6 separate regions of the Mus musculus genome follow, and all the other regions are linked to region 5. A link is a loop called in an ENCODE intact Hi-C map of the cell type or tissue named here. Cell type or tissue: left cerebral cortex. All regions are shown on one strand. Region 1 holds the start of Vegfc (vascular endothelial growth factor C). Region 2 has its middle 210 kb from the start of Vegfc. Region 3 has its middle 33 kb from the start of Vegfc. Region 4 overlaps Vegfc (vascular endothelial growth factor C). Region 5 has its middle 43 kb from the start of Spcs3. Region 6 has its middle 56 kb from the start of Neil3.

The links. A loop is a pair of places that touch in the nucleus more often than their neighbours do. Peaks named below come from ENCODE experiments on the same cell type or tissue, not always from the same donor. Only the 100,000 strongest peaks of a DNase experiment are listed, where the experiment ranks them.
Region 1: a loop joins it to region 5, with 2.9 times the contacts of the local background. A loop is called at or near these places in 21 of 42 quality-filtered maps.
Region 2: a loop joins it to region 5, with 6 times the contacts of the local background. A loop is called at or near these places in 36 of 42 quality-filtered maps.
Region 3: a loop joins it to region 5, with 2.8 times the contacts of the local background. A loop is called at or near these places in 3 of 42 quality-filtered maps.
Region 4: it touches region 5 in a loop (5-fold over the local background); 4 of 42 quality-filtered maps call a loop at or near these places.
Region 6: it touches region 5 in a loop (4-fold over the local background); 6 of 42 quality-filtered maps call a loop at or near these places.

What each region holds. Positions count from the first base shown.
Region 1 is chr8:54,076,764-54,081,763 of GRCm38, forward strand. It overlaps Gm33153, which reads right to left. Exons shown (of 1, transcript XM_006509526.4): 1 at 1-5,000. The coding sequence starts at 1,010. The coding sequence ends at 171. Vegfc (vascular endothelial growth factor C) reads left to right here and starts at 769. Exons shown (of 7, transcript NM_009506.2): 1 at 769-1,162. The coding sequence starts at 1,016. In left cerebral cortex, CTCF peaks have their summits at 379 and 3,041; DNase peaks (open chromatin) are centred at 59, 377, 756 and 1,070; H3K4me3 peaks cover 1,982 bases; H3K27ac peaks cover 600 bases.
Region 2 is chr8:53,867,257-53,872,256 of GRCm38, forward strand. No RefSeq gene overlaps it. Among named protein-coding and RNA genes, the nearest start is that of Vegfc, 210 kb to the right of the region's middle. In left cerebral cortex, a CTCF peak has its summit at 2,926 (motif pointing right); DNase peaks (open chromatin) are centred at 1,516 and 2,964.
Region 3 is chr8:54,041,580-54,046,579 of GRCm38, forward strand. No RefSeq gene overlaps it. Among named protein-coding and RNA genes, the nearest start is that of Vegfc, 33 kb to the right of the region's middle. In left cerebral cortex, a CTCF peak has its summit at 2,067; a DNase peak (open chromatin) is centred at 2,068.
Region 4 is chr8:54,182,461-54,187,460 of GRCm38, forward strand. Vegfc (vascular endothelial growth factor C) reads left to right here. Exons shown (of 7, transcript NM_009506.2): 7 at 3,494-3,994. The coding sequence ends at 3,608. Among named protein-coding and RNA genes, the nearest start is that of Gm33153, 100 kb to the left of the region's middle. In left cerebral cortex, no CTCF peak of the experiment used is centred here; DNase peaks (open chromatin) are centred at 2,159 and 3,751.
Region 5 is chr8:54,484,424-54,489,423 of GRCm38, forward strand. No RefSeq gene overlaps it. Among named protein-coding and RNA genes, the nearest start is that of Spcs3, 43 kb to the right of the region's middle. In left cerebral cortex, no CTCF peak of the experiment used is centred here; a DNase peak (open chromatin) is centred at 2,291; H3K4me3 peaks cover 815 bases; H3K27ac peaks cover 510 bases.
Region 6 is chr8:53,692,614-53,697,613 of GRCm38, forward strand. No RefSeq gene overlaps it. Among named protein-coding and RNA genes, the nearest start is that of Neil3, 56 kb to the left of the region's middle. In left cerebral cortex, a CTCF peak has its summit at 2,868; a DNase peak (open chromatin) is centred at 2,933.

The DNA of each region.
Region 1 (5,000 bases), 410 kb before region 5:
GCTGGTCCCAAACTTCTCAGGATAAAGAATGTCTGGAGAAGGATTTTACCACAAGGGGTTGCCAGGGCCAAAGCGTGCGTCTCCTACCCACTGTACCTGCTCCCCCCTCCCCATCTTTCTAGCAGCTGAGCTCAGTCATGTGGCCCCTAAAACTGGTCCTGCAGAGAGAGTCAAGCCCCCAGACCTGACTTGAGCCCCTGCCTCCCCACCCCGACACCCCAGCAGAGCCCAGAGAGAAGGGCAGAGAAAGGGAAAGCGAGGAGAGTGGATGGAGGTGGGGCTGGAGGAAAGCGTGGGGCTGGAGGGAGCAAGCTTCCTAGGGAAAGAGAGGGGAGGGCTGACTGGGCTCGGCACGCTCCCTCCCTCTTGCCGCTTTCTCTCACATAAGCGCAGGCAGAGGGCGCATCAGTCATGCCCTGCCCCTGCGCCCGCTGCCGCCGCCGCCACCGCCACCGCTCGGCCCCGCGCGCGCAGGAGGCTCGAGCGCCCGGGAGCTCGCGGGCCTCGCCGCCGCCGGGCGCCCCGCCGCCCTCCTCCCGCCCCCCGGCTCCGCCGCCACCACCGCCTTCTCCCGCGGCTCCCGCGGCCCGGCTCCTTTCACTTCGGGCGAGGGGAGGGAGGAGGGGGGACGAGGGACCCGAGGGCTCTTCGGGACGAGTGGAACATCGCGGGGTGACTGGGCTTAACCACCCCACCCCCTCTTCTTTGCAAAACACCAAAAACAAAACCGCGATCGGCGGAGCCGGCGCCCTCGCTTCACCTCGCGGGCCGCCACCGAGGGCAGTTCGGATGTCCGGTTTCCTGTGAGGCTCGTACCTGACACCCGGGAGCCTCTCCCCCGTGAGGGCTGCCAGAGCCGAGGGCAAAAGTTGCGAGCCGCCGAGTCCCGGGAGACGCTCGCCCAGGGGGGTCCCCGGGAGGAAACCACGGGACAGGGACCAGGAGAGGACCTCAGCCTCACGCCCCAGCCTGCGCCAGCCAACGGACCGGCCTCCCTGCTCCCGGTCCATCCACCATGCACTTGCTGTGCTTCTTGTCTCTGGCGTGTTCCCTGCTCGCCGCTGCGCTGATCCCCAGTCCGCGCGAGGCGCCCGCCACCGTCGCCGCCTTCGAGTCGGGACTGGGCTTCTCGGAAGCGGAGCCCGACGGGGGCGAGGTCAAGGTAGGTGCAAGGGACCCCGTCGGGTCGGGCTGAGGATCCGAGGCTCCCAAGTCCTGGACTGTGTGTGGGCTTGGCTTTACTGGGTGTACAGAGAACCTGCCGTGGAGTGTGTGTGCATAATTATTTATTTAACCTTTGGATCCAAAGTTAGAGATTGGTGCACGCTTGCTTGGAGCAAAGTTTCTCTTCTTTTTTTCTCTCCCCCAGTGGAAAGCTGTTACTAGAAAGGAAAGCAACTTAGAGGAGGGAAGGGCCCAAGAGGTGTTCAGTCACACAGATTCCTTCTCCTTCATAGTGGTCTCCTGCCAACAGAGGAGTTTGCACCCTGCCCCAGTGGCATGGCTCCAGAGAGAATTTCATTGCTGTAGGAAATGCTCTTTTCTTTTCCTGGCTGGTTTTGGACTCCAAAGAGCTTCTGGGGTGTGTGACCAGACAACGGAGTTTTATGCTCCTGGAGTTTGCATAGCAGGGGCCCCAGGCTCTGTGAGCTAGTTTGGAAAAAGTGTGAGTAAATTTAGAAACTGGGCTTAAAGGTTTTGGATTTCAGAATTAACTTGAACTTGGTCAAATCCAAGATGTAACAGAAATTGGAATCTTCTAAACTTTATCAATTCTTTTCCTAAACAGTGGCTATAAGATTAAAAAAAAATCAAAGTATCAATTAGTTTGTTTTATTTTGTTTTAAAGAGAAATAGCATCTTTCCTGAACACGTTAAGGGACTTTTGAAGACATTCCGATTGTCTGACTCAGTTATCTTATCTTGTGTACTTCTCACTTGAACCTTCTAAAGAATATGTTTATAACATCTTCAAGTTTATACTTGGCGTAATAGTTGGGATCTTGAACTCCTGCAAAAGTTTTGTGTTTAAGGCACTGCGAAGCCCCCTGGCTGGAAGCAGACTGAAGTGGTTTATAGTAGCTGACTGCAAGTGGGGGGAAAAAAATAGAAGGGGGTGTGTTACTCTCAACTTTCAGTTGACTTTATTGGTGAACATACACAGAATGTGCAGAGGTCAAACCACCTTCCCTGGAAAGGTTTGTCTGAGAAAAACTTTAATACGGACAAGACTAGGTTATAAGATATCAAGTTACCATTGTGTCTACATTTGGTAAAAATACAAATACCAGATTTTTCAGTCCATTATGAGAACTGCAATGTTCAGCACACGCTTATCACTATACGTACAATGACGAGAATATCCTCGTCTCTAAGTGCCACAGAAATAAAGCTCGGGACAGAATCATACTTCCTGTAATTCGAGCCTTTGAAGTTTGCCAGACCTATTCACTTTCTGCCTCTGCAAATTCAAACTGATATACTTGTGACTTAGTCAGACAACATCACCATCGCCTATGATAGCTAGGCTTTGATTTACAGTACGAAAGCGTGACGCCTTGAGTTAAATGAGAAGCCTTTTCAGATAAGCCAATAGTTTATTCAAGGAGTCTGTCACGTCTGGGTCAATCCCAAATGACTGTATCAGAGCATGGATGTTTGTATGAGCTCAGTTGTGTGTTCCAAGAGGTCACCTTCAAAGGATCTTCTCATTGGTAGTCATTAAACATCTTATTTTCTCTGAAAATTTTGTTTGCAAAAGTTTCTTTTCTTATTTAATCATTTTTTAAAATATTGTATGTTGAATAAGAACTGATATTTGGTATGTAATATGACTTTTTTTAACTTATCAGAGGAAACATTATTTTGTATGTTTGAATTTCATGAGCAGTATACTTCTGCTTACTGAGCCTTTCCCTAGTGGGCAAGCAGAACTTTTGACAGCTTGTTTTACTGATGCCTTCAGGGAAACTGTATCCTTGCTGTGGAACTTGCACCCAGTGACCCAAACACTGCTGTGAAGACTCCATGTCTCTCCCTAGTGGCCTTTCAAGGCACCTCAATTAGCAAATATTGGAGAACTGGAGGGAAACCAGTTAGTTTCCCAGGAACAACTTAAATCCTAAGAAAGTATTTCACAAAATTCACACAGGATGTCAATTATACATAGAATTAGCTCTCACAAAATTTTGTTAAATAATAAAACCCATGTAGCAATTTAAAATTCACAATATAGGAAAGCCAATATGGTATAAAGCTCAGCATCCAATCTTCTTTGTGGTAGCCATGGCCACCCAGATAATTGGAACTGAATTTACTAAGTTCCCCTTTCTATTCTTTTCTTCATGACTGTATGATTTAATGAAAAGTCCTAAAATACTTTCTGAAGGATGTTAAAGTAAACAGCTCAGGGTCGAAAACTAAGGCAATGGTATCATGTGGCCATAAGAAGAGACATTCAAAACTTGTTATCAAACTAATGACAACTGATGATCTCGGAAAGAACACCTGATTGCCATATCTAATAATTTTTAGTCTCAGTTTGGGTAAAGCAGACTCTGCTTATTCGGAGATGAAGAACTAAATTTTACAAAAGACATTGACTTACGACAAAGAATAAATCGGAAGGAAGACATACCTCATACAGACTGTGGTTATCAAACAGTTTTGCTTTTTATTGAAAATAGTTTTGTTTTGTTTTTTTCCCTCACATAATTTATCCTGACTCCAGTTTCCCCTCCGGCTACTCCTTCCAGCTCCTCGAACTTCCACTTTCTGTCTGTTATTAGAAAGCAAACAGGCACCGGGCGTGCTGGCGCACGCCTTTAATCCCAGCACTTGGGAGGCAGAGGCAGGCGGATTTCTGAGTTCGAGGCCAGCCTGGTCTACAAAGTGAGTTCCAGGACACCCAGGGCTATACAGAGAAACCCTGTCTCAAAAACCAAAAAAAAAAAAAAAAAAAAAAAAAAAAAAAAAAAAAAGCAAACAGGCTTCTATGGGAATAATAATAAAATGGAATATAATAAGGTAAAACAAGAACTGATACATTGGAATTGGAAAACGAAGCAAACAAATAAACAAATAAATGGAAGGGAAGGAGCCCAAGAGAAGGCACAAGAAACAGTTTAAAATGAATAAGTGACATTATGTGACAAGGAAACTACAAAGCAAGTTTGTGGTCTGTTAGCCATGTACTGCTGGGCCTGCAGCCCACCCTTAAGAATCCTTTGTTCATTCTGGGTTTGGGGTAGGGTCATGTGTACATTTCTCCTTTCATATCTTAAACCTCCTCTAGTGCAGGCTCTCTGGATACAGTTTCAACCTCTGTGAGTTTGTATGTTTTGCTCATGTTGATTTAGAGGGTTTTGTTCCTTGGAGTTCTCCATCGGGTCTGGTTCTTACCCTCTTTCAGCCTCTTCTGTAGGATGCCCTGAGACCTGAGATGAGGGTTTTGATGGAGATATCCCATTTAATGGCTGCAAGTTTCAAGGTCTCTTTCTCTTTGCATAGAATCTGGCTATTAGTGTCTGTACTTGCTCTAGTCTGTGGCAGAAGGAAGCTCCTCTGATGATCGCTGAGCAAGGCACTGATCATATTTGTCTTCCTGCATAGCTATAAAACATTTAAAACACAGTATTGTTTTTCCTTTGAGAATTTTATTTATGTATACATCACAGTTTGCTTATATCCATCCTCCACTCTGCCTTTCCAACTCCTTCCAGAACTCCCTTCCTCAAATTTCATGCTTTCATAATTTGTTCTTGAAAGGGTGTGTTGTACAAAATACCCATGTCTTTACATATTTTGGCTTACAGTTGTCTTTATCCATTTTTAAATAAATCTCTGTGTTTTAAAATTTTTTTCTTTTAAGATTTATTTATTTATTATATGTATGTACACTGTGACTGTCTTCAGACACTCCAGAAGAAAGAGTCAGATCTCATTACAGATTGTTTTGAGCCACCATGTGGTTGCTGGGATTTGAACTCAGGACCTTCGGA
Region 2 (5,000 bases), 620 kb before region 5:
GAAATTAAACTAACTGGAACTTCCAAGAGTCTCACAACACCAGCTTTGAATTTATGTGAGTGGCCAACCTGTCACCATTCTCCCGTGATGTGCATGAAGCCCCAAACCATCTCATTATGGGTCCTGTGAGATTGTAGAAACATCTTTTGGATATTTTCTCAGTTTCAGAATTCAGAGTTGGAATCATTAGCTCTGAACTGAGAGCTCACACTGTTCCATTACCTTGTGGTGAAAGGGCAAGCTTTGAAGCAAAAAGTAATGGCCCCATTCTAAACATGAGACTAAAGAAGGGAATGGAAGAAATAGTTTTCTCCAAACAAAACAGGAAGGATATAGAGAAAATATGAAAAATTACTTTATAGCCACACTCTATTCACCTCTGTGGGCACACCAACTTTCCAGCCAAGCTCATCCATAACAACATTTGCTTTAATTTAGTTTATAGGATTCAGCTCCTGGACACATAAATGGAAAATTCTAGAGAGTGACTGGAGACTGGCTACAAGAAGGTGCCTAGAAAACTACTGCAGATATTTGATTCTTTCTCTTGAAGAAATAGATAAGAAATTATCCTTTTAATGGAAAAGATATTTCACTGAAGAACAACAGACATACTAAATATATGTTGTTAATGTTGACAAATGACGAGGCAAGAGTACCCCAAGGGGAGAAAAGTTTGTCTTAGTTTTAAGAACAAACCCAATAGGAATTATAGCAAATAAAACCTAGATTTTAAATATTAAATACTATGTACTTTGAGATTAGAGTACTTAAAAGATTCTTGAGTCAAATAGTATTATAATGTAAATTATAGTTGAACACTTTTTTCAATCACAAGTCTGTTGATATTATTAAATTTCTGTTATACTTGGCATCATATTTTATTGGATAGTATGTCTTTATTTTAAGTAGATGTATCCATTCATGACATCTGTGGATGGTATGGGGTGCATGCATATGCTGTATGTGTGTTTTATCCAATTTTTCTGTATGAGACAATTATTCTGAATATTAGACCACGTTTTAAATAATAACATTTTGGGGAGCACTCTAAGATTTGTATTGTGAAGTTTCTAAGACATGATTTATTTGTTAATTATAGATAGCGTCTAGAAAAAGAAGCATTGCTATGCCTGGGGCCTTAAATGGGCTGAGCATGAACTTTACCGCTAAGCAATACTTCCCAGATTCTGGGTCAGAGTTTTGATTTATTTGAAGAATGTGCTGATCCAAGTTTGTGCTACAGTATAGACTTATTCTTGCTTGGACTTAGATATTAAATTTTGATTAATATTTTATGTCTTCCTTGATATAAAGGAAAAAGTAACAATAAAATCAATGCACCAGGAAGGCATCTTCCTGTTCTTTGAAACTGTCAAACTCCTTATTTAGCTAATTTATTTTTTACTACAGCAGAATAGCACAGGCTTGTTAAGCCCATCCTTACTTTTTAATTTCAGTTGAGGGAGAATGAGCTTCAGACCACACGAGTCTTAGAACAAAGTCACACTTCCTACACTCATATCCCTGAACACCCATGCTGCTGTAGTTTTCTGAGACTTAGAAGTTTAAAGGATTAAGAAACAAGCATTCTCAACAAAATACAAAGCAAAACTGCTAGCAAATGTTTCTCTATCTCAGAGACTCCTCTAGAAATTTTATTTTGGCATTAAATAATACAAGGGTATTCTTTACCTTTTGATAAATAAGTCAGAGAAGGAAAGGGGATCGGGGTGATATTTTGGTCAGAAGTAATCTCTGGGATTCTATATCAAACTGTAAAGAAATGTGTTTCTAGCCAGGAAAATTCTTAAGTGTGCCCTGTCAGGGGAATTCTGATTCAAGTTAAGTCTTGGGTAATGATGGATTGGAATTAGAGTAACAGTTTTGCTTTGGTCAAAGTGTGAGTCCCAAGACGCACAAACAACAAACCTGATAGTGTCAGGTGGTTTTCTGTGAAGAACAGAGAAAACATTCCGGAGTTTTCCCTGGAGTTTCACTAGAGGTTCCTGGGGGCACTTCCACAATTCAGCATGCCTTCGTTTCTTAGTTGAAAACATATGGGGTAAGAATTTGGAGAAACGCTTCTGGTGACAGAGTACCTAGCAAAGTGAGAATTAGATTTGAGTAAACATATTAAATTTTAAGTGAGGTTTTGTCCTTAGCTTGTCCAAGCCTTTATGGCTTACTTTCCTATGTATCCTATAAAAATGCTTTTAGCTGGTAGCTTGCTCACTTTTGGTAATGATTAAAAATATCAATGCACACGAAAAATTCCTTAGGAACTGTAAAGATGCATGTTATATGTTGTGTTTATTAATGTACAAAAGTAGCAAAGATCCTATTTGTGTAAGCACTATACAGTGTTCACAGGATCGATGGAGACTGGAGATGGCAAAGGAGATAGTTTATGATTAGAAAGGTGCAAAGGAATATCAGCAAAAAGTGAAAATGTCTCACCTAATACGTTTTTTTATACCAACTTTGAAGGAAAGGAGATAGCATTGAAGATTAGTGATTTCCAAAACAGTGTTTGTGGAAGCCCTGACTTAATCAGGAAAGCCTTAATGTCTCCCCTCCTCCCTCTTCTTTCCTTCCTCCATTACCACCTTCTCTGCTTCCCAAATTCCCAAGTGACTCAATAGCACAATAATGATCACAATTTGTCCTTTTGTAGACTACAGTGCTAAAGAGAATGGTGTCAGTCCATTTCATGATTTATTACCTATGCTTATTTCCTTTTAGTTACTTTGACCTTCTTGGTCCTCCTACCATTAAAACAAATTAACATCATTATGGTTAATGAAACCATGATATTCAAAATGAAAAAAAAATAAAAAACGGGGGGTGGAATTAAACTGTTTACATTATGAGAAAACCAAATTGCTGTAAGCAATGCATTTACATACTGTGTCCAACAGAGGGCAGTCGGTAACCCTCTTGTTGCCTCTGCTTAGGCCCAGGGACAGGGTATCCTGGAGTGACTTTGTCAATGGATAAGGGAACCATAATGTAACATAAAATCTTATTTTATTCATTTTGTAAGGGGAACATCAGTCTTTCTTGTGGCGAAAACTTCAGCCTCCCTAAGCCTTCTAAAATTATATGTGACATATAAAGAGTGCCTGGGACTCTTGATTATTCCATGAATTGTGCCCAGCCTTGTTTTAAGGCTCCGACGTGTTCTGGTTATGCTACCATACAGAACCGAGGCCTTGTTTGATTGATTTTCCATTTAAGTTTGGTAAACTGGGGGTGGGGGGAGAATAAACATCAAAAGTAAAACACAAATAACACTGTGGTCATGCCATTTTCGTCTTGCTGCCCATCTGAGCCTTCGGGAGTCATTTATTGTCCTTAAACTTCCAGTTTCTTATTTGTTAAATTCACAGCAAAATCAAACGCTTCAAGGGACTAGAGAGTGAAATGAGATAATTTATAGAAATTTGCCTTCTTGAAGGTCATTTATAAATGGCTATTTCTTTGATTGTCATCTTTGAAGAGGGGTAAGACTCGGTATTTTTTTTTCTGTAACTCTCTTACCATTGGATTAATTCAATGTGGCCAACAACCCGGGAATGCCCATGTTGAACAAGCACATATGCACCAAGGTCCAATATTTCCCACCTCTCCAGCAAACGCGGAGGAAATTCTCACGGGAACTTTACTGGCATGCTAGTGATGACATCAACCACAATCCAGTCAGACCGTGTTAGACAATGTGCACGCATTGTTAGCTAAGTGATCTCTAAGAAAGAAACAATGATTCTCTTTTTATAGATGAAACATGATTTCAGGATATCCTGAGAATATCAAAGGCATTTCCTTCCTGCAAGGCATAGGTTGGGTGTGAACTTAACCACTCTTTCTTCCCAAACTTGCCTTCTACCACATCAATGTCTAGCTAAAAGCCAGATTTAAAATATCTCTCTATGAAGATCTCTCCTTTTTTTTTTTTTGTATAGAATAGAGTTTATTCAGGGAATGGGGAGGGGAGTTAAGAGGGGAGCCTTCTAATTTTATTTCTTTAATCATCATTTAGGTTCCTAACTTTGTATTTAATAATTTTGTTCTTTATTATCAGACTTTCACTCCTAACCTAAGAGGTGAAAAGTTTCATTATTTCAAACTTTGATGACAAAAGTAAATAATTTTTTCAAAATCTATATAGGTATCCCTCATTTATCCATGCTAAAAATTTCCAGGATCTTTGTAAAATACACATTTACATTTGATTGTACTATTGTTTGCAATGTGGTCATTTTTTTTTTGTCTATTTGCATAGTCTGAACTTCCAACACTCTTCTCAATAGTTTTCCAGCTTTGTGTATCATCTTCTGTTCCCTGCATGTGCATCTGTTGAACGTGTTTCTATGCTTGAGATGTCTTTTCTTCCCTGGCAGGTACCAGTGGGGACTTTTGATTTGCACCATCCTCTGAGGCATTTTGCTAAGCCCTGGTTTCAGCAGCATAAGGAGTCTTAACTTATATCTGCCACTAAGCTGTGTCTGCCTCTTGTTAAAGTTCCTTCCCCCTACACGCTGCATCTTCTTTGGGGTCAGGGATGAGTCTTGCCTGCTTTTAATTTCTAACAATCAGTGTTAAGCAAACAATTAGAACAAGTACTCACTAAGTGTTTATTGAAAGAGTAAATAAATGAGTGAGTGAACGGCTTATCAATTTGTGCTGGGATAAAGTAGGTTAAGGGCCAAGGTTTTGTGAAAGGCTTGTATTACATCAAGCAAGTTCTTTGATATAGATAGCCTGCTTAGGCAACTGAAGAATGTTAAGTTTAATTGATGAGTTAAATCCTATCTTTTTTTTTTTCCCTTTACCATTATTCTGAAGAAATGGGAGAGTCTGTCTCCTTGGAAAATCAAATAATTTTGATTCTCTCTTTGTGCCTCTGTAAACTGTACACGGTCAGAGAGGGCAGCAGGCATTCATTCCTGTGAATTAATTCGGAGATATATTATTCTGCCTTCAGAGGAGCCCTTGAG
Region 3 (5,000 bases), 440 kb before region 5:
AAGCAGTGTAAGAGCAGAAGCCCTCCCTCAAAAGTGGCTGATTTTTTTTAATTAACACTTTCTTTTAGAAACTACAGTCCTGCTCTTTATGTGTGATATTTCCCAAACTCATATAATCTTCATAGCTCATATTTCACAACACCTTTTTTCCCTACAGGAAACCCAATAATATTGATTGAATGAAGTTTCCCATAGGGAAATAAAACCCATCAGTGTTTACTGAAGGAGGAATATGAGTCACGCAGGAGGTAATACTGCATTTCTCCGAGCATCAGGAAATGAACTGTAGAATCTGTGGTGGACGGAAATCCTGGGATTGAGAGGACGATGGAGGAAAATTGTACAGAATCCTTAGAGTGAATGAAGCAACGTATGTGAAATGAGAGTGTCATTTGCATTTACAAATAAATAATAACCAAAAAAAAAAAAAGAAGTCCAGGTCTTTTCAGCAGTTGGTAACTATAGGCAACAGAGATTCAGACAGTTAGCGTTTTTGATGGGAAGCTCTAGACACAACCCCTGTTACTCATTTTCTATAGACATTTATTTTAAGTGAAAATTAGCTTTTGGATAAAATTACTTTCCAAGGACAAAAGTCAATGCACACTGAGGTAGACCCTTGGGAAACTTTTCAATAATAAAGACTGTCATCAAAAGTTGCTAGATTATTTTTTTTTTTTTTTGTCGAATGAAAGAAACAACCTTTAAGCAGCCACTGAAGCTATTTGAAACTGTCTACAGGAAAAGCCACAAGATTAAAAGGCTATAAACTGTTAGACACCTTATAACGGAAGAGAAGAAAGGAAGAGACAGCCTGACTGATCCCAAGGAGAGATAACAAGACTAGAAAAGAATTCCCAGCAGGCAAGCAAAATTGGGGTCAGGAGTGGGGAGAGGCCATAGTAAGAGGGTCAGGGAAATGGGGAGGGGAGAAGGCTAAATAGGTGTGAAAAATCCCACCACTTTTACAATTTTGAGCCCCAATTTGATGTATTCAAAAACATTTTTACACCTAATTAGACTTACTTTTTAGCTTGGCCTAGAGCATCAACTATAAGTTTTGCTTGCAACAAATTACCAAATGCTATCTTTTCAGTCAACCCAGAGAGTTGTATTTCTAACGATTTGCTCAGCATTTTCCTTAGAGACACATTTCCAGACTGCCTGTTTCTCATTAGCTGGAATAAACAGGAGTGTGTTTATAGCACAGTGCCAGACTTAAAAGAAGGATCTTTCCTGGGGAAGCTGCTCTGGGAATTAGCAAAGCTGGAACTTAAAGGAGAGAGTTTCAGTGCCCAGCTGTGACATAAGGCAGAGTCAAGATTCCTTAATACAGACTTCACTGAGCTAACTACTCCCTGGGACACAGTTTTGTTTTGAACATAGTTTTAAACAGTTCTAATATGCAAAATTCTATTAGTGTCAAGCAGATACATTAGTTATAGGATGTGTCACTTCTGTTCTACAAATACTGACTGTATAATTTCAGTGATAATAAGAATAAAAGGCAGGTAAGGTATTCTTAAATAGTCGACAGTCTAATGGTTAATTTAACTTATCTAATAAAAATAGAAATCACTCTTTAGTAGTAGAAAGTAATTGAGAATATTTATAAATATGTTAACAAAATATTTGTACATGTGACTATTATAATGTACAATTGGACTATAGTAGCTAGAAAAATTAATAACCAAAAAAGGGAAATACCTAATCATACGTGTATAAGCATATTCCATTATTTGATCTGCCTTTGCCTTATGGAATAACCTTGTTGTAGAAATAGTCTCATTTACCAAGACCAAAAAGAAAAATGAAGGGACAAGATATCATATAAAATATTCAGGTAAGCTATTGGGAGTACAGTACCCAACAAGGAGCCAGCAGGACATAATTCACTACAGCACATACACACCTAGATGTATTTGGGCTTATGCGTTGAAACTTGACTCTGTATTCCTGTCACCACAATTTCTAGGTATAGAATACTAGAAATTAGTATGGAACATGGGGAAACTGAGTGTGTTGACTAAAGCTCCTCAGATGTGGAATGCAGCTTTTGAGTCCTACCACTAGAGGATGACAAGATCTCACCACCATTCCAGGGAAGAAGGTGTTTCCAGAGAATGCATAGGCATGTTCAGTTTGTGAATGTTGTCAAGTGGAGTGCTTTGATCAGAAAGTGGAGAAGGAGGATTGTATAGATCTTTCACCAGGAGAAAAAAGCCTTGTGGGAGCTGTAATGTATAATAGTGAGTCTGGCAACCTTCACAAGAACAGCTAAAATGAATCTGAATTTAGTCATTCATTATTTTCCCTGCACTTGACCAATAAGATCATTGTTCTACAGTAACCTAATCACAATTATTTAACTTTAGATCGTCATCACTAAATACCTCAAATTGGTTCAAAACAAACTACAAAACTTTAACATTCATAGTTTTAACAAAGAGATATTTGGAAAATAAATCAACCTTCAAAGATTACTACAAGGAAAGTAGAATTGGGGAAAGAACTGAAGGGACCTTGGATGAAGGTTGCAATGGATACCCAAAGCCAATATTTTTCTTCTACACAGAATAATGGGTATAAAATCATATAATTTAATCTAGCAAGATGTCTCAGAGTATAAAAATATATCTGCCACTGAGCCTGACAGCCCAAGGTTGATTCCAGAGCCCTACAGAGTAGAAGGATAGAACCAACTCCCATAAGTTGTTCTCTGACTTCTATAGGCACTCCATGACATTCTTGTATTGGTACATGCACACACACACACACACACACACACACACACAGACACACACACACACACACACACACACACACTAATTAATTGATTGATTAATTGATATAATTTTATACATTCACACAACCTAAATGAATAGTTCAACCAAGTATTTTAGTAACCAATATTATTTCTGTAAGTTATAGTATACTCAAAACATAGTACCTTCTGTCAAATCATTACTCTCCATTACTTCTATTAGCTTGACAAGTACTTTAGATTTTCTTACATATTGTCTAGAATTGTCCATTTTAAGTAGGTCCTGTAAATAATCATACACTACTCAGCTTATCTTTTATATTTTTCTATGTAGCACAAAGAAGTCTTTAGTGTTCATCTTTGTTACACTATGTGTGTGTACTCATCTCTTTTTCTTTTCTAATTTTTTCCACATAATTTTAAGAATTCCATTGTTATGTGTTGAGTGTTTGATTAGTTTGACCTATTAGTTATTATAAATTGTGCTTTCTTAAATGTTCATATAAAGTATTTGTTCTAACACCTGCTTTGAATTCTTTTGGATATGTAACAAGGAGTCAAGTTGTTAGATATTTTAGTAACTCTAGCTTTGGAATTTTACAGAGCTGTCAAACTGTTTTCCACAGTGCTAGACCCAGCTTATACTGCATATTCACCCTCAACAGATGAGGATTCAACTTCTCAAGCAATGCCTTTCTTTCTTCTTATTTGATTATAATCTTCTTGATTATAGTCTTCTTGAGTGTGAAGTGGTAGCAAATTGAAGTTTTTCTCTCATTGTAAACTTTGACATTTTGTTTCCTAAACTATGTCCTTAGATGACATCCAATTTGTTTGTTTTTTAATCTGTCTCTTTGTACTTTTGGTGGCATCTTAATGAAGCTGTTGCCCAACTCACACTAATCTAATGGTGCAAAGATTCATTTTCACTTTCAATACTTTTAGTTTGAAACTCATACATTTATATATTTAATCAACCTTGGCAAGCTTTTGCATATGGTATGAGGTAGAAACAATCTTTCTTTGACAGAAGATTTCCTATTATCCCAGTACAATTTGGTAAAAACACTATGGTTTTTTCATTAAGGAACGGTGTCAGTAGTACTACCTGTAAGCTCACTGTAAATGTGCGGGTGTCTTTGTATAGTCTGAATTCTATTTCATTTTTCTATATATTTATCTTCATGCTAGTTATTAATGTGGTTTTATTATTCTACAACTAGAGATTATGTGTTTTCCTTATTCTTTGTTAATATTATATGGGCTTTTTAGAGTACTTCTGAATTTAACTTGATTTTAGGCAAATTTATCTATTTCTATTGAAATGCTTTTATTTTTTATATTTATTTATTTATTTATTTATTATTAGATATTTTCTTCACTTACATTTCAAATGCTATCCCAAAAGTCCCCTATACCCTCCCCCTGCCCTGCTCCCCTACCCACCCACTCCTGCTTCTTGGCCCTGGTGTTCCCCTGTACTGGGGCATATAAAGTTTGCAATACCAAGGGGCCTCTCTTTCCTGTAATGGCCAACTAGGCCATCTTCTGCTACATATACAGCTAGAGACAAGAGCTCTGGGGGTACTAGTTAGTTCATATTGTTGTTCCATTTATAGGGTTGCAGCCCCCTTCAGCTCCTTGGATGCTTTTAATAGAGGTTGACTTCAATCTTAAATTTGAAGGGATTTGATCTCTTAATATTAAGCCACTCATCTGTCAACACAATATTTTTGCTATTAAGTGCACTAAGCTTCTTTCAACTGTTTTGTAATTTGAGTCTACATACCTGAAATGCCTCTGTACCTAAGCATTTTATTATTTGGGTGCTACTGTAAATAAGTGACAATAGTATTTTCAATTGTTTACTTTTAGTCTGTTAATTACTAGCATTTACAAATGCATTGAAATGTGGACAATGGACCTGTATTATGTTATTTTGTTGAACTTTTATCTCTACAGGTGTGCCTACATGATTATGTGTGTGTGTGTGTGTGTGTGTGTGTGTGTGTGTGTGTGTGTGTGTGCCTGGGCATGTTCTTCAGGGTTTTCTTTAGGTGGAGGTGTGGTTTCCCTAATTGGTTCTTGATTGTGTCAATAAAGATGGCAGAAGTCAATGGCTGGATGAAGGGGGAAAGATGGGATACAGAAAATGTGGTTCATTTATACAATGGGCTACCATTCAGCTATTAAAAAGGAGGGCATCATGAATTTCCCAGGCAAATGGATGGAACTA
Region 4 (5,000 bases), 300 kb before region 5:
AGATGACTCAATGGTTAAGAACACATGATACTCCTCCTTCATTGGACCTGAGTCCCACTTCAGTCACTATCTAGCACCCACTTCAGTCAGCTCACAACTGCCTTTAACACCAGCTCTACCACATCCAGCACCCTATTATGGCTTCTACAGTCACCCTCTCGCACATACTCACAGACAAACACAGACATACAAACATAATTAACAATGAGAATTAAAATCATAAAAAGTTACTCAAGATTCATTTTACCTTTGTGGTTGTTTTGCCTGCATGTATGTCTATGCACCATATGTGTCCCTGGTGCCCATGGTGGCCAGAGAAGGACACTATAGTCCTTGAACTGGAGTTAGACCATTGTAAGTAAACATAGAGGTTCTGAGTAATGATCTGGGTCATCTGAAAGAGAGGCAAGTGCTTGACCACTGAGACAACCCTCCTGCTCCATCTGTCTCTCTCTCTTTTTTTTAATCCCAGCATGGCTTTACTCTTTTTATATCAAGAAAAATAAATGAGATTCTTGGATTGAAGGGCATACCATACTGACTGGATTCATGTCTCATCTCAGAAAATGACTACTGTTTACTCAAGATCTCTGGTTTTAAAATTTTTTTGTTGTGTTCCTTCAGTGTTGGTCCGGCCACCATGCCTCTTCTTAGCTTGCTTCAGTATCTTCAGCTTTGTCTTTCTTCTCTCTCAGCTTACAAAGATTCCCGATTCCTTCTGCTTTATTATCCTCTTACTTTAATGCTGAGAACACTTTAGCCATCGCGCTGTTTTTCAGAATTGTTCTGCTTTGTGTGGATTTGCCTTTTGTACTTTTCCATCTCTAATCTAAGCTGGGACTGTAGCCTGGCAGAGGCCTCTGTGTTAAGCTGTGTTTAAGCCTCTTAGTTTCTGGATCCCATAAAGATCTTCATATTTATCTAGAAGTCCTTCATGCTTCCATTTTTCTAATTTTATTCTCTTCTCTTTTACACATGAAATTGTGGTGTCCTGATTCGCATTAAATATTCTCTTTCATTGCATCTCTTCTTCCATCCAAATATGTACAGACAATACCCTTTCAACATCTAGAAAACAGTCAAATTCTATTTATTTTTAATGTCATATCCTCATGACTGTTTATCATTAATTAATCTAGTACCTCAATAAGTAGAGCCTATCTTTTGATTCTCAAGAGTATGTTCTCTCATTTTAAGCTATAATTATGAAGATCCATCATTTGTAGTTATTGTATAATGAGACTTCACTAAGTCCAGGCATTTTGTTGACCATATTATTTTTCTTCCTGCATTGCTGCAAAGTTCCTTACAGGAATCTTAATACTCATTTAAAATATTTTTGAATAATACATGCTTTCCAATTTTACTTACATATTCATACTCTACTTATCAATTGGTATTTGCAAAATAAGGTATTACACCCTAAAGAATGTGCTATTACATTTCAGCAAACCTTATTAAGCCATGTTCTACAGTGAAACTTTTTTCAATGAGTCTAGTACATATTGCCAAATTTTAATTTTTTGTGACTGTATTTAGACTAGCAGATAGCAGACATCATTTTTCTACAGAGAATTACCATATTAACTAAGAAGAATATATTTATGTCCTTATATCTTTGCTTAACAGGGTACAATCTTTCATAAAGCACTTTCCTGTTGTTTTGGGTATGAAAAGTTGAAGCTGGTATGTCCGGGAAAAATGGGCATGGAGCAATACCCCAGCCATGAGCTACCATAGTCTAAGTCTTTATACTTAGCAACTCTTTGTGTGTTCATTTTTCTAAGTGTATTGTTCAAAAATTTATGGTGTCAAATGGATGGAGCAAAAGAAAACTGTAAAACAGATATACATTTCTTTTCTCAATGTTTATTACAATGGAGAAACGCAGAGTGAATTTTCACACTGTCTTATTCATCAGGTGTCTTTGACGACTGAGAACTATACGTCCTTATTTCTAAAAGGAAATTGCATTCATTATGTAACCATGAATATTTTAAAATTTCTTAACAAGATGTTTAGACTTCCTCCAAGATTCAGAGAACATTTCAGAAAAGAGGTCTGAAGGAATGTAAGAGCTAAGGAGATAGAGGAAAGATCTGTAAGCTGTATTCCTCTGCTCAAGGCACAACCATTGAACCCATAAACTCAGTATAGTTATAGATGCCTTTACTAGGACTACAATAGAACAGGCCAATGTGGGGAAAGTGGAAGAAAGGCTAAGAGGACAGAGCCCCTCACTGCTGAATTATTTGTGCCTGATAGGTTCAGGGAAAGATGATTCATTGCCATCTGTCGTGTACCCACTCAGGAACCCTTCCCCAGGCCCCAGTGGATTCTTCAAATTTAGGGATCACTCACCTGGACATGATTAAACTGGATGGTTCATAAAGCAAAATAAAAATCACGAATGTGTGAAAGTGACTGCAAGGGAGGAGAAGGCATTACAAGGGGGTGGTAGGGAAATAAGAAAGAGTAGGTGAGAAAGTAACCCAGTAGGTATGCACATGAAATTGTCAAAAAAATTAAAATTAGATATTTTAAATAATTTTTAAAAGTCTTAGCTATCCTTTCCTTTCTTTTTTGTTTTCTTTTTTCTTGGTTATTTACATTTCAAATGTTATCCCCTTTCCCAGTTTTCCCTCCACAAACCCCCTATGCCTCTATGAGAGTGCTCCCCAACCACTCCAGCCTCAAGCCACAGCATAGCCTTTCCTTTCAACATCAAATGAGATGAGCTTTTAACTGTTTAAGGGTCTCCTTAGTGCACTTTTCATTTTTCCTTTCCAGACTATAGCACAGCTAGACGGATTAATCTTCCAAGACATTCTTCCAAGCTAGAGTTACTATAGCACACAGAACTTCCAAAACTTAAACAATAAGTAATCTGTCCTTTCACCACTACTAGCAACTCCGGGGAATGGAGAAGGGCCCCTGTTCATGCTTTCCCTGACTTTCTGGCATACAGGTGGAGAGAACAGAGTTACCCACCATCCTCCAGCCAGCTGCTGAATTAAAAACTCAAGAGGGTGGATGGGGCGATTCTCCAAAGGCAATGGTCCTGCCAGGATGGCTGTGTTTAATTGCCTGGAAGTCTGGGTCCCATGCACATCCCAGACTTTTGTGAACATTGCCATGCTTATGTGATCACAGGAAGTCAGCAGACCTTAAATATTCACTTCCAAACTTTCTGTTCTATGTTACTTTCATCCACAAAGCAGAAAGGACTTCAAAAGAACTAATGCTTACAATAGTTCATCTCTTCACTGCTATGTCAGCAAGTGAGCCATGCTTTTAAAGGCTTTTCCATTCCTCCCAAATTCTGAAAACTTAAGCACACACTTAAGTATTTATAAATCTATAAACACATTTATAAGAGAGTTAGTAATTTTTCCTGGTTTAAACTGAAGAAAACGTAAAAGCTCTCTGTAGCCTCTTGACTCAATACCTTGGTCTTCACCATGTGTGTTTCTCTCTGGCTTTTTTTCCCTAGTTGTTACAGAAGACCGTGTGCGAATCGACTGAAGCATTGTGATCCAGGACTGTCCTTTAGTGAAGAAGTATGCCGCTGTGTCCCATCGTATTGGAAAAGGCCACATCTGAACTAAGATCATACCAGTTTTCAGTCCACCATTTTACTCTCTTGAAGAACTGTTGCCACATTAGCACTGTCTATGCACAGAAAGACTCTGTGGGACCATGGTAACAGAGGCCCAAGTCTGTGTTTATTGAACCATGTGGATTACTGCGGGAGAGGACTGGCACTCATGTGCAAAAAAACCTCTTCAAAGACTGGTTTTCTGCCAGGGACCAGACAGCTGAGGTTTTTCTCTTGTGATTTAAAAAAAGAATGACTATATAATTTATTTCCACTAAAAATATTGTTCCTGCATTCATTTTTATAGCAATAACAATTGGTAAAGCTCACTGTGATCAGTATTTTTATAACATGCAAAACTATGTTTAAAATAAAATGAAAATTGTATTATAAGCTATGAAGTTCAGTCTTTTGCCATCTTACATTGGAGTCAGGTTTCAGAAAATGAAATACCATCCTCCCAAATCTTCTCATCACAGATTTATGAGTTGCCATTCAGTTTTTAGTGAAGAGTGGTCTATAGACTCTAAGCAGCTGCCGTGTCCACTGTGTGTTCATTTACTGTCTGGACAGAGTAGATAAGGCCTACATTTTAAATCTGAGGAAAAGGGAAAGAGAAAAATTAATTTGACCACAGCAAGATGTTTACTTTTTTAATGTGACTAAAGAGGAAAAGCATGAAAATCATGGTCAACCTCTGCATTATACAAGACGGCATGATCCATGATCACACAATGTTCTCCATCTTTGAAATTCACCCAAAATCCAAATGAGTTTTCAACTCAATTGTTCTAAAGTTGAAACAAAATAGACACTGTATATCACTCAGTCTCTATTTGAAAAAAAAAAACATTTTTAGGTTTCATACATTTGGAATAGATCGATTATTTTAGCAAATAAAATGAAATCTTAGCTTCATTCGGTATGCCTCCTGAAGCTTTTTAAAGAAGGTTGGAACCTGTTACAATGACTGTTATATATTAGCTGGAATGTCAATCTAAATCTTTGGTTTCTTAAAGTATATTGGCAAACCCAAATATTAAAAAAAGAAATCACTAAACTAAAAATTAAAGCCAGAAGTATTTCAGAGACTAAGCATTTATTTGTCCCTAGAGATGTAATAATTTTGATTGAAGAGACAGAGTAGCATAGACAAAGATAATACATTGCCATAGAAGCTTGAAAACAATTTTATGTGGACCATAAAAATACCACTTCAACACACTATAATAGATATCTCTCTCTCTCTCTCTCTCTCTCTCTCTCTCTCTCTCTCTCTCTCTCTCTCTCTCTCCCTCTTTCCCTCCCTCCCTCTCTCTCTCTCCCTCCCTCTCTCTCTCTCTTCCTCCCTCCCTCCCTCCCTCCCTCCCCCTCTCTCTCTCTTCCTCTCTCTCTCTCTCTC
Region 5 (5,000 bases):
AAGTCTCCTTTTCTAGATGTGCCTAGACCTTTCCCCCATGATGACTAAAGTGCTACTAGCATCTACACTCAGAGTCCTAGTGGGTAGTGAAGAAGCCATTATTTCTCAGGTAAAGCAGGTATAGGTGGATGAGTTCAGAATGAATCTACTCAGGAGTGCCCACACTTGTCCTGGTAAGGTTTTTTTGGTGAGAAGATACCTGAAAGTAAAACAATAGAGCTAGAATCCAGGCTGTATTTTCAGCCCCACCACTCCAACCCCTCCCAACCTCTTTTCGTTTTCTGTTTATAATCTTTCAAGTCCAATTCAAGCTGCCTGTACTCACAGGTGTATTGCCATCCAAAGAAACACTGTCAATCTACTAGGGGGTGACACATTTATACTGACTGTTCCTCCCCGATATGCCATCGACTGCCAGTTGCTCCCTAGCCAGGGCTGAAGGCTTGTGAAATACCCTCAACTCCATGCCAGGATGCTGATTGGCTTGAACTTGTTTAGCTATGCAGGCTTCCATAGCTGTCTTCACTTCATGAATGTAGCAGCCCTATCACGCCCAGAAGACGTTGTTTCACGTTGACCCTCCCTGAACAGTGGCTCTTAAAATCTTTCTACCTCTGTTCTGCGATGACTTTTGAATCTTGGGGAAGAGGTGTGTTACAGCAGTCTCATTTGTGAGCCCTGCACTGACATTTAATCTCTACACTTTGACAGGAAGGTAAATTCTGCATCGACTGCATTAATCATCCACAATTTTCCTGATGAGGCCTGAGGGCTGCACGAAGGTATGGACCTGGGTATCTGGGTAGCAGATAGTTTGATAATATATCGGTTTAGAAAAAGAACTGTGGTAGGTTCGCTCTTGGGACCTAGGATTGCCCTAACCACGGGTCCTTTGCCAGATTTACAGTATCTAGCATGCATTTTCTTCTACACAATTGGCCTTAAATCATTGGAGCAGAGATTGGTTGTCACCCATAATATCTATGCCCCTATTGTACCCATGAACATACTTTGCCACTTGGTCTTTGTTGTAATTTATAGGGTTAACGATAGGGTAAGACTGTTGATGATATACTCTGCCCCGACAACTGCGCATCCATTTCAGTATATGAAGGCTCAGCAACAAAGAGGAAGGTTCCTAGTCAGTAACATCTAGATTTCTTCATTTCCTGTGATCAAAGTGTGTGCTGTCTTCAGGAACGGGGTCTTAACCAAGTGACCAATGATCCGATGATTTTTAAACTCAAATCTCCAGTTCTAAGTTGTCATAATGACCATAATTTGTGGAGATGAAAAATGGAGTACTTCACCTGATTTGCTATTAGTTTGAGTTGTCATTAAGTATTTGGGTATTTAGCCAAACACTTCTGGATCCTCCATGTAGAATTTTGTCTGAGTCTGCTTGTATCAAAAGTAAGCTTGCAAGACAAACTTTGCTCAGAGCTAAAACAATGTTGTTGTCCCTTCGTCCTAAAAAGCATTGAGAAACTTGATTAGAAAGCGGTGATTTTAGATAGAATATGGTTGGGTATTTGTCTCCCTTCTTTATATTAAATTTGACCAGTATGGCTACGTGATTTTGCTTTCGATTTTTGTAATCACAGAAATGACGAGATTGCTTCCAACGCTGCTGCAACATCACATTTCACAGTTTGAAAGGTTACTTTTAATTTTTATTTACTTTTATTTAATTAGTTTGTGCGTGTTACACAAGCACTATAGTGTGCCACAGTGTGGCTGTGAAGGACACAGGACAGTTTTTGAGAGTTAGTTCTCTTCTTAGATCATGTGGGTCCAGGGGAATTGAACTCAGGTTGTCAGGCTTGCCAGCCAAATACCTTTACCTACCAAGCTATCTCTCTCGCCAGCATAGTTTTCATGCTGATTGAAAAAGAAAGCTCTTCAGTGCTGTGCCTTGTGCTAACAAGATCCACATGCAGAAACGAGAGAAGGTTAGCAACAGAAAGAAAAAAAAAAAGAAAGAAAAAACCAGAAAATGTTTGTGAAGGTCCAGGTTCCCAAGAAGAAAGGCTGTTTTGATTTTATAATACAGGGGAACTTTTCATTTTCTAATCAGTAGAAATGCCTGTTTTCCAGATCACAATTTCAGAAATTTGATGGCAAACCCAGTAAACAGAGGTCCCCAGGCTACGTTTCCACACCAATAAGGAAAAGCCACTTGCCAGTGTAAACTTGGGCAGCATTGTTTTAAGGCAGCGGCTGCCTTTCTTATCAGAAGCATGCAGGTCAGAGAAGAACGTGGGAGGTCCCCGTAGCCCACCTCTCTGTTCAGCAAGCAAACCTTCTATTCAGATCGGTCCCCCTGGCGAGGATGGACGTTACGCTGCTAATAAATCTGAAGGGCTACTCCTGCTCTTTAATGGGAGGAAAAGGAACTCGGTGGCTTTGTAAGAAAGGAAACTGCCCGTGAATCCAATCTACAGAGAAATCAATTTCACACGGCCATAATTCAAGGAAATGAGGTGGCATGTAATGACGTGGAAATGCATTTTGGTCCTTAAAATTTCGACTTTCTTCTTGGCTACTATTATTTTTGAAAACAGCTCGGATTTTTTTTTCCTCATGGCCCTCTGCAGCATTCTTGCTAACCATGGGAATCTGAAGAACTCAGGCTTAAGTGTGACTCCTTAGTATTGTTTCCTTTTAACCTTTCTCCCGCCTCATCCTGCAGCGCTTCCCTTTTCTCAAGAACTAAAAGGAGCGATGGAAAAAAAAAAATCAGTGTTTTGAAACACATTAAACATGCAGCAAGGAATAGTCTAAGTTCGCTAAATTTGTTTTCACTTTCCCTGAGAGTATATTTGAGAGTTTTCACGGAAATCATGTTCAAATGCGAATTTCTCCTGTAGCAGCATAATTGGTATGTCCCCACTCTCCTCATTTAGGACTAGGGGAAGAGGACAAGTTTGTTCTCGTTTCTACGTCTGCTGAAGATTGTGACTAAACACGTTTTTAATAGCAGAGAAAATGATCTTTTTTTTTTAAGTCCCAGAACCCGAGGAAACTGAAATCTCTATATAACTTGACTCCAGAAATTATGACCTCTGTGGCATTAAGAACAATTTTAAAATGAACAAGTATGCTTAAAGTTTTGAGTAGAGAGACAAACATTTTCGTAGGGCCTTTTTCAAACTTCAGGAGTGAAATTCGGCACTTGGCATAGTGGGACAGAAAATAGAACAGAGGTGCCACGTTCCAGTTTGAAAGCCAAAATCTTCCACAGGAGGATCACTCCTAGGATGGAGAGACATATGGGCGGTATTGTGGAAGGAAGATTGAAGACTCTTTTAAAATACAAAACTCAATGAGTACGATAAAAACTAGTGGAAAACTCTAGCACTTGGAAAGAAACCAGTAACGTACTCTAATCTGTCAAGAGAGAAAGCCAAGGCCAATGGCTAAGGCAGTACTTTTAGTGTCATTCCAAAATGACAGTCTAACGAACTGTCAAATTTTCCAATTCCAAACCTGTAATTGGTGACACTGCCTCTATTGTTACTAGCACCTCTGTTAAGTATAATTTATTGCATAACAGAACCTGTAAAAGATTAATAAATGCACTTTTTCTTAAGATAGTGAATATACAAATGTAATTGTCTTGTTTTTTTTTTTGTTTGTTTGGTTGGTTGGTTGGTTTTTGCTACAGGGTTTCTTGTGTAACAGCCCTTGTTATATTGGAATTCTTTTTGTAGACCATGCTGGCCTTAAACTCACCGAGACCCGCCTGACTCTGCCTTGCAAGTGCCATAATTAAAGGCATGCACTACTATGCCCTGCTATAAATGTAAATTTGCATTACAACTCTAGTACTCTGTCACTGTTGTGGGTCTAGTACAATGGCTGTGTCTTGGCAAAGGCCCTGGAATAAGAGGAACTCACAATGATCAATTCATTCTAACAAGGTTCTAAGGTCGAACAAATTTAGATGAAAAGCAGCTAAATTGTTGCCAAACAAGCTCTTGTGCTGAGTGATGCAGCGGACAGGGTGTGAAGACTTCATAAAGCAGCAATGATGAGACTGGGCAATGAACCCCTAGGCAGTGAATTCATAGGAAAAAAAAAATAGGGGCTGTGCTTTAAAAGAAGTAGAGTTGGTTAGGTGGTGGGTGGAGTTTGCAGGCAAAGAGGGTCTACGTGTGATTAACAGACAAAGGCTAAGGAGGAAGCCATTAATTAAACATCTCAGACCTAAGGAGACTCCCTTAAACTAATAAACCATGAAACTGGAACAGTGAGTGCCAGCTAGAGAGAGTCCAGCTTGTCGTAGTAAGACACACTAGATTTCAAAGTAAGGAAATGGGGTAAAAGTAGGGATTTATAAGGAAATAACCAAGCAGTACAAGATACATTAGGTCATATTAGCGAAGAGAATATCCAAGGAGGTAGAGCGTCTAAGGCAATTCCGATAACCCCAAACCAAGGCAACACAAGCCTGGAATGGGATTCTAAGGCTTGTGTTTATTTGCAGGCTGTCCCTGACTGGCCTCCGAGGCCAAAGCAGGTCTCCTCATACTCAGGCCAAGTGCCAAGCCAGGTACTACCCTTTCTGAGTTATAGCCAAGGACCCAGGTACCTCACTCAACCCCAGTAGCCATGTTCTTTGCACATCTCTGTGTCTAGCCTGGGCATCTCCCTTCACACAATGGTTCATCCGTTTCTTCTTCCCGACTCCTTCCTGCTTGAGAGAGGGGACTTGAACACCTGCTTTTCCCACTCACGAAGAATGTAAACTTTTCTGCTCCTAGATCCCTCTCTCACTGATCGTAACCTCGAGCCCTGGTTCTGTAAACTGGCAGAGACTTGTCTTCGGATTTTTTGGTAACAGTGACAGAGCCGCTGCTGTGTGCTAATACATCTGACCCTCTCTCGGTGCCCTTTGGCAAGGAAATGAAGGACTAGGGAGCTGGAGACTCTACTGTGTGTGTACTAGCTTAGAAGGCTGTTAAAAGCCTGACCCCCATGTCCAGTTGATGTGCTAT
Region 6 (5,000 bases), 790 kb before region 5:
GTCAGAATGCTCATGGCCCCTTTGCACAAGTCCATCCCCAGACAGAATGGATTCATGTGCCTTCTGTACCTCACCATTCTTCTGCGTCCAATGAGCTCTGCCCCTGGTTATTGTAAAGGAAAGGATGGGGAGCTACCATTAAATAAACACCCGGGAATTTCCCAGAATTTTTACCTTAATGATGATTTCTTAATCTCTGTAGTCATCAGTCTCTATAAATCTTCTCTTCATAAGAGGGATTATTCATCCAGTAAGATTTCATTAAGCATCTATTCCTGATCATAAACTGGTAGGCCCCAGAGTACCAAGTATGTTAAAGCAAAGAGACTCATGGTGTTTATTTAACCTAACTTTTATAATTAAAATAGTCTATACATGCTTTTAAGATACATGACACAGGGCTGGAGATTTGACTCGGTGGTAAGGCGTTTGCTGTTCTTGTAGAGGAAGTACTCACACAGAGTCTCAGAACTATCATAACTGCAGTTCCAGAGGAACTTATGCCTCTTCCAACTATTGTGGACATCTGGAACATACATGGTACACAGACAAACATGCAAGTAAAACACTATACATAAAGTAAATAAACCTAAAAAGAAAACTTGAAGATACATGCCACAAACATGAGAGTATATAGCGTGTGTATATTGTAGAGATGAAGAGCAGATAGCAGGATCACATGGACAGGGACCTTAAGCAAATTAAAAACCAAGATTTTTTTTTTATTGGAGAAAACTGAGGCATTTGAAATTTTAGGCGAAGAGTGATGGAGAAAAAGTCTGGAATAATTTTGAAGAAATTATGACAGCCTCTTTGAGTACATAGGTGGGAGTGCTCACCAAAATTGGGAAGCTGTTGAGATTCTTGGAAGAGGGAAAGTAGCCTGAGGTCTTTGGGTCTCACTGATATGAAGAACAGCTGTGATAGAAATAAGAAAGGGAGTGATCTAGAATGACCAAATTCATCAGTGTCATATCAGAGTGTAGATTTTGGAGATGAAAAGGTAGATGTAGAAGTCAGAGTTTTCTAGAAAAACAAAAAGTGTAATATATCTGCCTGGGTGTAAAGAGAACTGTGCTGTTTGCCGATTTGTGCCTCACAAGATTTACATGATGCAAACTTTAAACTGTGAGTGTTTTTGTAGGTGGAAACCTTTAATGGTGTTTAGGTTTACATACGGATATGTGCATGAGTGATGCACTTGTAAACAAAAATGGCAGTAAGTTTGTTGTCTCCCTCCCCTAGAGATGATTCTGTCTGGAAGAGAGGAAGAAAGCCCTTACCAACAACTGAGTTCTGCCTGAAGCTTATCTTCAGCTTTTCAACCTCTAGAAACAGGAAAAAGTGAATTTCTGTAGTTAAACCATCTTCTATGCTATTTTTGATGTTTTCATTTGTTTGTTTTTGAAACAGAGACCAACAGACTGATAGACAGACAGACATGCAGGGAGTGGCTGTCTAATATGACTGTGGCTTCCAGAAAGCCTGAAATCCATTGAGTAGACCAGCAGTCTACTATGTGGAAGCATAGAGACGAATGTTGCCTGTTGCTGAGTTTGTGATTGGCCCATTATGATTAAAGCTTAGAATCTTAGTCAGGATTTGCTGCCACAGTCTTAAGAAAATTCATAGGCGAGGCCATACAAATGATGGCAAGAAACTGCTTGTGATCGTTTGTATATGCTTGGCCCAGGGAGTAGCACTATAGGGAAGTGTGGCCTTGTTGGAGTAGATTTGGCGTTGTTGAAGGAAATGTGTCACCATGGGCCTGAACTTAAAGACCCTCATCCTTGCTGCCTGAAAGTCAGTCTGCTGTCTGTGTTCCGATGAAGATGTAGAACTCTCAGTCCTCCAGCTCCACATCTGCATGGATGCTGCCATGCTCCTGCATTGATAATGGACTGAACTGCTGAACCTTTAAGCCAGCCCCAATTAAACGTTCTTTATAAGAGTTGCCTTGGTCATGGTGTATGTTCACAGCAGTAAAACTCTCATTAAGACATTGCTAGTCTAAACACTTTTTATAGGATGTTCGGTAGAACTGGGTAATGAGTGGAGAGATGAGCCAGCCCAATGTCCCACACTTAAGGTGTGCAGGAGCCACTTCGATTCCATTACGTCCTTCAATATAGTTTCCACTTAACGGTACCGAGGCTGTATAAAACAAGACGACAGGAAGATGATCATGAAATAGCACTTCCTTTTTTTTTAATTAGGTATTTTCCTCGTTTACATTTTCAATGCTATCCCAAAGGTCCCCCATACCCACCCCCCCAATCCCCTACCCACCCACTCCCCCTTATTGGCCCTGGCGTTGGCCTCTAGTCAAGACAGAATGGAGGACATTTTCTGGTTTCTATCTTAAGACAAGAATTACGATTGCTCTTACTGTCTCTCAGGGCACCCCCATAAAACTGGTTTACCAGTTTCTACATCCTGTTCTTATCAGTGCTAGACTACTGACTATTTTCTCTCACCAAAGTCCCCAATTTGGTGGTGACATTAGGGGTGTGATGTACCCAAAGTACCCAGAATTCCTCTGCATATTGTCTCTTTGACAAGGCAAAGGTAACAAAATTTCCCAAGTGTTCACTAACTTTGCTATAATATATGACTCTCTGTCATAGCATTTAATATTTCATGCAACTCTACCATTGTGGCCTAACAGGGCATTCTATTTTTTAAAAATGTTTATTACTGCCATCACTTCTATTATTTGAGATTTAATGAGTGATAAGAAAATAATATCATTGTGTTACATGTATTCAGCCTCATGCTGCAATTATGTACTTCTAATTTTAAAAAGAATTTGGCTTTGTTATCTATATTATTACATATAAAAGACAAAGGCAGTGCACAGATGGGGATGCAGAGGGAGCCCCTGCCTTGTGTTTTCAAATCTATGGGCACAGCATATGCATTTATTTGCAGCTTGAACATAATTAAGCTGGGTGGAAGCCATTCATTTGAACCATGGTAATACTGTTCTATATTTAAATACAGAGAGACTGCCAGATCTGATCCAAGATTTAGAACTGTTTTACTTGAGAAAAAAATATTCCACAATGGTTACCCCAAGAGAAATACTGATGTAAAATGTGAGTGTAAATCTTATCTAACTGAAAAACTATAAAGTTTCCTTATTTTTTAAAACAATTAACGCTGTCAACCTTAGCTCAACACTAACTATAAGAGTGCCGCACTTCAGTATCGTGAAATGGCAAGCAGCAAACAGCAAATTCCAAGAGTTCAGTGCTTAAAATGATTTCTGACATCTTTCTGTTACAGGTGTATTTTTACTTTCCAGTTTATAATCAGTGGTTTAGAAGTTTATTAAATTGGAGAATTATTTTATAAAAACATGAACACTTGATACTATGCCATAGATTCACATCTTTCTTCCAAGGAAAAAGAAAACAAGTAAAATGTATATTTTGTGAAATTCTTTCATTTTATTTAAAAGCAAAACAGATCTCAGGGAAATTCTATCTCATATTGCCAAATCAGTTGGGCCTCTGGGGACTCCAATATCTAAAGTGAAAGAAATAAGATACAGGCCAAACAGGAGGATGTTTTGACTACTTCTTGCTCATTCCTACTTCAGTACATAGCTCTATAGATTATATGATGTATATTGCTAGTACCTATGTATAGCACTTAGAAATTTACACACCTGTCCCCTGTTAGATACTCTTTTAAAGTACAACAATGAATTAGTCTTCTAATATACTGAATGCCTTTTAAAAATTTTACACGATGCTTATTGCAAATCTTGTTACTTTGTAAAAGTGTATGCTAGCCATTTTACAAAACCTCTTTTGAAATTTTATCACATCCATTAAGTAAATAACCAAATTAGCAGATAAATATATTGCATCAGTTACCAGCTCTATGACTGTAGATACAAGATTCAAATGTTAACAAATGATTAATTTATGCCCTGGGACTTGCTCTGGCCTTAGAGTCTCTCAAAATTCAGCTTCATCTGAACTGCTTTCTCATGGCACATTTTCTTTTGGCATTTATAAAATAATTTTGGGTAAATTAAACAAATCTAAATGGAGAAATATTAAAAAATACTAGAAGCCAGACTGTTTTGTTTTCATACACAACTTAAAATTGTGAGAGCATCTACCTATTTTAGTTCTAAGTCACTTGTCAACACTTAGAGACAGCCAGGGCTTTCCTCTACTTAATAAGTGTACTTCTGAGTGTGTCAACACCCTCTCATCCAGCAAGTGTAAATGTTAAATCCAGTTCTGCTGCTTAAGATCACAGCTGAGTGGCTGGGAGTCTCAAGATCTGGCTGCGTGGAAATAGCAGAGTATATAGATGTGGTTGATAATTCTGCTAATGTTTTCTTTAAGAAAATATTAAAAGCTAGAGGTATAAGTCCTAACATTTAATTCTCTTTGCTTATCGAAGTTATTTGTCATCGTATTCATCCTTCATATTTACATTTCTTTCTTCATTTTAAAAAAAGGGTCAACTACCTGCCAGAAGCCAAAAAGAATCATTCTATATTATAAATTATGAAGTTTCAAATTAATACTAGAAATGAATTGAGTATGAATTGACCAAATCAATCATTTCATCTAAAATAGTCTCATAGTCTCAAATTATGATATTAATTATCCTCTGTGTGTGAGTGTACACTTGTGCTTGTGTGTATATGAGTGTGTTTTTGTTTGTGTGAGTGTGCATTTATGTATCTGATTTAGGATCTACATATCAAGGAATGAAAATTTGTCATTGTATATCTGGGTTATACTGCTTTGTATGTTGATCTCAGTCTACTTCAGCCCACTTTCAAACAAACAGTATAATTGTGTTTTGTATGCTTGAATAAAATTTCACTGTATCAATTTGCAATATTTTCCTTACCAGTTTATCTGCTGGAATATGACTACTGTAAAGAGTGCTTTTGAAAACACAGATGTGCACGGATCTGTGAAGAATGCTGACATATACTCAAGTTTAAAGGGATGCCTCTGAAGGCT